Regions from separate parts of the Mus musculus genome. Here region 1 is linked to region 2. Evidence: chromatin contacts called from ENCODE Hi-C or POLR2A ChIA-PET data. All regions are on one chromosome and are shown on one strand. The core of a region is the stretch at or near the end of the contact, and the rest is flanking DNA. Distances in the headings are between cores, read along the strand shown. Region 1 overlaps Nxn (nucleoredoxin). Region 2 overlaps Nxn (nucleoredoxin).

Region 1 (2,918 bases), core at 108-2,607, 98 kb after region 2:
AGTTCTGATAACACCAGATCACCTTGCAGGAGACACTCGGGCCCAGACTGTAATGGATGGAACCACGCCTTGACCGCTTCACAATGCGTTCCTCTTGTCCTCTGTTTGAACACTTAGCTCTCTTGTCAAGGCCCCAAAGATGGACTTGAGGGTCCCTGAACCCCTTTATTTGTTCTTCTCCCCAATGTGGCCACAGCGGATCAATCTCCTTTCTCTGCCTCTCGATGTTACTTGACCCCCTGATTGGCACACTGAGGGACAGCGGTGAGCCTAGCATGTTAGGGCTCCCAGGAGCAGAGTCTGACCCTAACAGCTCCGGATCTGTGTTTGCTGTCACGGAAGCCAGCACTTACTTGTTGGTGAATATCTATTGTAAGACAGAGGCAGGGCAAGGCCTCTGGAGAAGAGCCTGGCCCAGGGAGAAAAGTCTGATTATTAAAATGATAAGCAGCAAGGAATAAATTAAATGACTGTTCATAGAAGGGGGACAAGGCACAAAGGAAAGAGGGAGGAAGACCTGACACTCACTGAGTCATAGGCACAGAGAGAAGGCAGGGGAGGGAAAGACTGATTTCCTAGTGTGAGGTTCACGGCAGGACTATTTCTAAAACCCCAGCCCAGATGAGGGCTGTACTGCCTAGCGCAGGGCAGGGCAAGGCAGCCCTCTGTACCTCTTCTGCCAGCACAAGCTTCTTGCATGAGGACCGAGAGCAAACCCCAGCATCCCACTGCCTCCCTGCTACAAGAAATGACTCAAAGAGGGGCTTATCATGAAATTCCTCTTTCATCTGGGCCTCCCACCAACTTAAAACAATGCCTTGAAAACTCACTCAAGACCCCTACGGTAAATCCACATCCCTATTATTCAGAAACCTCTTTCTAGAAAGCTGTTTATCCTGAACTCTATGTGGTCAGCTTCAGAAAAAAAAAAAAAAAAGCCTTCATTTAAGCAGCCTTTTCTAAAATAAATAAATAAAAGCCTCCACAAATACCAGGACATTATCAATTTGGACTAAATTCACAGATTCCGACACAGGCAGCCAAGATCTTCGGCCTCAAGCACAAACATGCTTTGCCTTTTATTAATCGCAAAATAAACAGATGGAGGAGATGGGGAGGGGGGTCTGCGAGCATGCCTCACTATGCACGTTAACAAATGACGTGGTGTTCGCAAGCTTCAATTAATTTTTAAGTAGGTATTTCATTTTGAACTTTATGATGATAAAAGTCATAAATGCAGGCTCCGGGAAATGTAGGAAGTGCAGTAAGAAGAAAACCAGGGGTCAGGGCTGCAAAAGCCTTTGAATTAGCAACTTATGATCAATAAAATCCCACAGCTGGCCAACTTCCAGTCCAAGTCAGAAGAGTCTTCTAGCCCAGCTCCAGAGTTGGACAGCATCGCTGCTGGCTGTCACTCATCATTACGTCGTTTCTTGCTGTGTTTTTTAAAACCACCACAGGACTCCACACCAATTCCCAAGCTTCTGCGGATCTCTTGTAAAAGTTACCACCTCGTCTGTACTGTGCGGTCTGTGGAGAAACCAGAATCCTCTGAGCTTAAAAATCCTGAAACGTGGGGCTTGGGGGTACCACGAGATCATGACAGCACCAACCAAAGGCTACTTATGGTCAGACAACTGGGGTGTGGAGGTACCACTGGATTATGACAGTGCCAAGCCAGGGCCACTTGTGGTGGGACAACCAGCAAAGAAGTCCATGAAAGGGCTACTCTGGGGAATAGGAAGCCATGAAGTCAGGTCAGGGTATAAGATATGGATGGGCCCAGGAAGCTTGGAAAGACGCAGAAGCAGGATTTGAGGTCATGGGAATTACAGGGAAACGGCAGCTCCAGGTTTGCTGCAGGGATTAAGCCCCTCCACAGGAGAGCTACCCTAAAGTTCATTTGCTGGGTTTATTGAGCAGCTACAAAAAGAGCTCTGTCTAAAGGAGCTGAGGGACAGAGACCCAGCTGGGTACCGACTGTGGTAATCTGTCTAAACAAAGCCACTCTCTACTCCACGCCAGCTACAGCCTTCGAACCCACACAGATAAAACCAGGCCACCATGTGTCTCTCTAGCTTACATCTGTTGCTCTCCAATGGATGACTAGAGTCTGCCACCACCATCACCCCCCCACCCCCGCATCATCAGCATGTCACTCAAATTCAGCTAATGACAGAAGTCACACATTTGAGTGTCAACACTGTATGAACATTTGTCATTGGGGGGATTAGCTAAAGCAATCTTATTTACACAAAATAAATGTCAAGGACTGGGGAGGTAGGGTAAAGTATTTGCCTTGGACCGGATTTCCTCAGAACCCACAAAGAAGCAGGGCACATCTGCAATCCCAGGACTCCTATCATGAAATGGGGCAGAGACAGTAGAATGCTCAAAAAGGTCCTGCTGGCCTGACACATAAAGTAGTGAGCAACAAAAAGAGTGACCATGTCTCAAACAAGATGGAAGGAGGTGGCAGATACCTGAGTTTGTCCTCCAACCTTCACACGCAGGCAGAGGCTCACACACATACACACACACACACACACACACACAGACATGCGTACGCACTTGCACACAATTCACAAGAGACAAAGCCTTTTGTCTTTTTGTTTCTCATCTTTTTTTCTCCACCTCCTTTGGAAAGGCCACATTCTGCCTGAGGCTCTGTAACTGGCCATGACCTGCTGAGTGACTGCAAGGGCAGCCCTTCTGTGCTTCTGCGCACAGCGTACCACCAGGTCCAGCACTGGCTCCAGAAAAAGTCCTTCCTGTAACTGGATATGCTGTGTTCTGCATGGCACACATGGCCCAGAGATCCAAATCTCCTAGGCCCTACAAACCGACAGACTGGACATTGCTGTGGAAGAAAAGACCTAAATGAGAGAGACACACAAGGAGAATAAAAGCAAGGAGAA
Region 2 (2,772 bases), core at 108-2,607:
TGGCAAGGGACATCAGTGGAGCCCAGATCCCATCCCTAACACCTAGGATGCTAAGAGAGGAAACCAGCCCCCGGTGCTCCCAGCCCTCCTCCCTGCTAAAGCCTATGTCCCTCATCTAGGAAACAGGATAATGAGTATTGTTCCCCGTGAGAGGGTGAAGAACAAAGGAGACCAGCAGGTGAAGTTCCTGGCAAGGCGCCTAGGGGACAGAGAACTTGCAAAGGCTTTTCAGCTGTGCTCCTGAATCCCCGCCTTGCCCCCGGCCTGGCCTTTCTCTTCTGCACCCATCTTTCTTAGGAGCTATTCTCCAGGGGTTAGAGTTTAATACATGCAGAGCTGCCTTGTTATGCTTTGTGTGGGGCGGCTGGGACCCCCCCAACTCTCCCCTGCAGGAGCCTGTGAACCCTCTTTGTTCCCCTCCACCCCAGAGCTGGGCAGGGCAACTGGGGCTGCCTGCAAGGGGCCCAGCAGGGCAGCCAGGGGTGGTTACTGAGGAGATGAATGGGTGGCTTAGGGTGTCTGTCTGGCCTCTCTTGTTTGTCTTCCTGTCCTTCTCTTGGGATCCAGTGTACAGGCTCTGACCAACTGGAGGTTCTGACCTGGGCAGGAAAAGCTGGAGGGTGGCCTCATAGAGTCTGTTGATGTGAGCCTCAGAGGGGTGCTGGGGTGGGGTAGAGAGGCAATGAGCATGTGCAGAAGGAGCCAGGAGAGCGCCTGCGCAGCCAATCACGGCCATCTTGCAGAATGCAGGTGCCTGTAGGATGCAGCCTCCCAGGCTTTCAGGGTGGCCGGGCACCTGCCATCATCTGACCCTGGGGATGTCCCCTGCTCAGTCTGGCACAGTGAGGGCTCAAGAACTAGGCCTTGAGAGCAACAGATGGGGGACAGCAGCAATTTCCAACCTCCCCAAGTGTCTTCAGCTGTGTTTTAAGTCGGGATCCCTGTGATGGCTAAGCCCGTGTTGCAGGCTGGCACAGTGGGATTAGCCAGGCTGGTACTATCTATGCAAAGCAGGGGCTGGTTCTGATCCAGCAGCACGGATGGGAGCAAGGATGTCTGTGCTGCTCTCAGCCGTGCGGGGGGTGGGGGGACGACACAGATCCGCTAGGGTTTCCTAAAGTTCTGAGGGCTGCTGAGTGAGAAGGAAGGGCGGGGGATACAGCAGGGATAGGAAGTGGTTTCTGATGACTAAGGGCACACCTTTTCCTCTTACATCTGCGTGTGGCACAATCAGCTCAGACCCAGAGGTCCCTTCAGACCTCCAGAAGCCAAGATCACTCATATCCTGCATGTACCCAGGACGCCAGGCCTGTCCTCCGCACTCACCTCCCCGGCCACAAAGAACAACAGCGGCGCCTCCTCTTCTTTGGCTTTGTACTTGGCAATGATCTTCTCAGCTATTGGCTGGATCAGCTGTTTGGCTGCCTCGGACTCTCCGTCGTCCTCAGAGTCTGTGACAGGGGAACAGAAAAAGAAGGACAAGCAACTCTAAATTGTCAAATCTCAGTGACCAGAGATGGGCCTGAGACACACTGGGCTCACTAGACACAAACAGCTCAGTGAGCAGTTCGAACCCTACCCACCAGCATGCAGCGCCTGCCATGAGGTTCTTCACAAACCTATACAGGGTTTGTATAGGTTGCTGCTCCCATGCCTACACCTGAGCCCCTAGGAGTGTTCTCCCAGTCACAGAGCCGAGGACTGTGGTCCCCTCTGCAGCTCTGGTGGTGATGGGACTCCACACCTGCTCCAAAGCTACCTGGTAGGCAGACCTGCTTGGGACGACCTGCAGGAGAACATGAGGAATGGCCACATGAGGCTGAGGCTGCTGAAGCCTGTGGTGGGAGTCAGCATAGCATCCTCACGAGGCACACAGAGGATACAGGAGTCTACCCACAGGTGTCATACTGCCCAAGAGGCTCATGGTGACCAGACACGATCTCTGGGGACACCTTCATCTAATTTACTATCCAACTTGTCCTGCTTCTCAGGGACTTGGTTTCCACATTTCTGGAGAAAGCCAAAATGTCCCGAATTGTCCCCAGGTTCAGAGCTCTTTCCAAACAGGGCCCAGGATGTGGGTGTGAGGACCTGCAACAGGCAAGACAACCCCACAGGAAAAAAAAATTCAAGACTGCTTCTCTGTGACAGGCCTTCCTACCTAAGACTGGCCCAGTCTGCTTATCAGCTCTGATGCTAGGGTCCCGAAACCAGACCCCAGAGAATGTAGCAAGGTGCTGAGGGTACTCCCCAGGCCTCCTTGGCCATGGGTGGTGAAAGCATCCTGAGTCATGCCACAGTCTGCAGGGATACTTTCCTATCTTTCTACTTAGCCACGAGACATAGCTTCTGAGGGTGAAGGAGCGGGGTTCCACCTGGTAGAGCCGGGCCAGCTCTAGTGGCTCCCCGGAATTGCTCATTAGAGCATAGGAAAGTGGCAGCAGGCCTGGATGAGCCTTAGCCCGAGGGGGCCCCACCCCCTACAGCTGCTATGCAAGCAACACCCTCCCCATCTCCCTTCCCAACAAAGGGTCTGTTCATGGGGGGCTGGGGCCATCTTCCTGCCTGACCTGTTGCCCAGCTGGCAGCAGGAGCAGTAGCTGCTCCAGACCACCGCCTGCAGGGGGATAGCCATGAATAAATCATTGGGGTCAAAAGCAAGGCTGCTAGGGAGACAAAGACCCCAGATCAACACTGTTAATGGTAGAGAGTGGCTGGGGGCAGGGGATACTATCTGCCTCCCATGAGAGGTCCATTCTGACCTGCCTTCCA

Evidence for each region. A loop is a pair of places that touch in the nucleus more often than their neighbours do. ChIA-PET counts read pairs that join two places held with the same protein, here RNA polymerase II (POLR2A).
Region 1: a map of T-helper 17 cell shows a loop between it and region 2 (2.4-fold over the local background). The contact joins two enhancer-like sites. A Hi-C loop is called at or near these places in 1 of 37 maps with a recorded cell type or tissue (T-helper 17 cell). POLR2A ChIA-PET finds 5 or more read pairs at or near these places in 4 of 5 experiments (Patski and embryonic stem cell).

Annotation. Positions count from the first base shown.
Region 1 is chr11:76,357,757-76,360,674 of GRCm38, forward strand. All of the region lies in intron 1 of Nxn (nucleoredoxin), which reads right to left. Among named protein-coding and RNA genes, the nearest start is that of Nxn, 40 kb to the right of the region's middle. Within about 2 kb of position 1,358, at least 1 of the 3 ENCODE cell types and tissues checked has a DNase peak (open chromatin) inside an H3K27ac peak, as active enhancers do.
Region 2 is chr11:76,260,216-76,262,987 of GRCm38, forward strand. It overlaps Nxn (nucleoredoxin), which reads right to left. Exons shown (of 8, transcript NM_008750.5): 7 at 1,327-1,451. Among named protein-coding and RNA genes, the nearest start is that of Mrm3, 18 kb to the left of the region's middle. Within about 2 kb of position 1,358, at least 1 of the 3 ENCODE cell types and tissues checked has a DNase peak (open chromatin) inside an H3K27ac peak, as active enhancers do.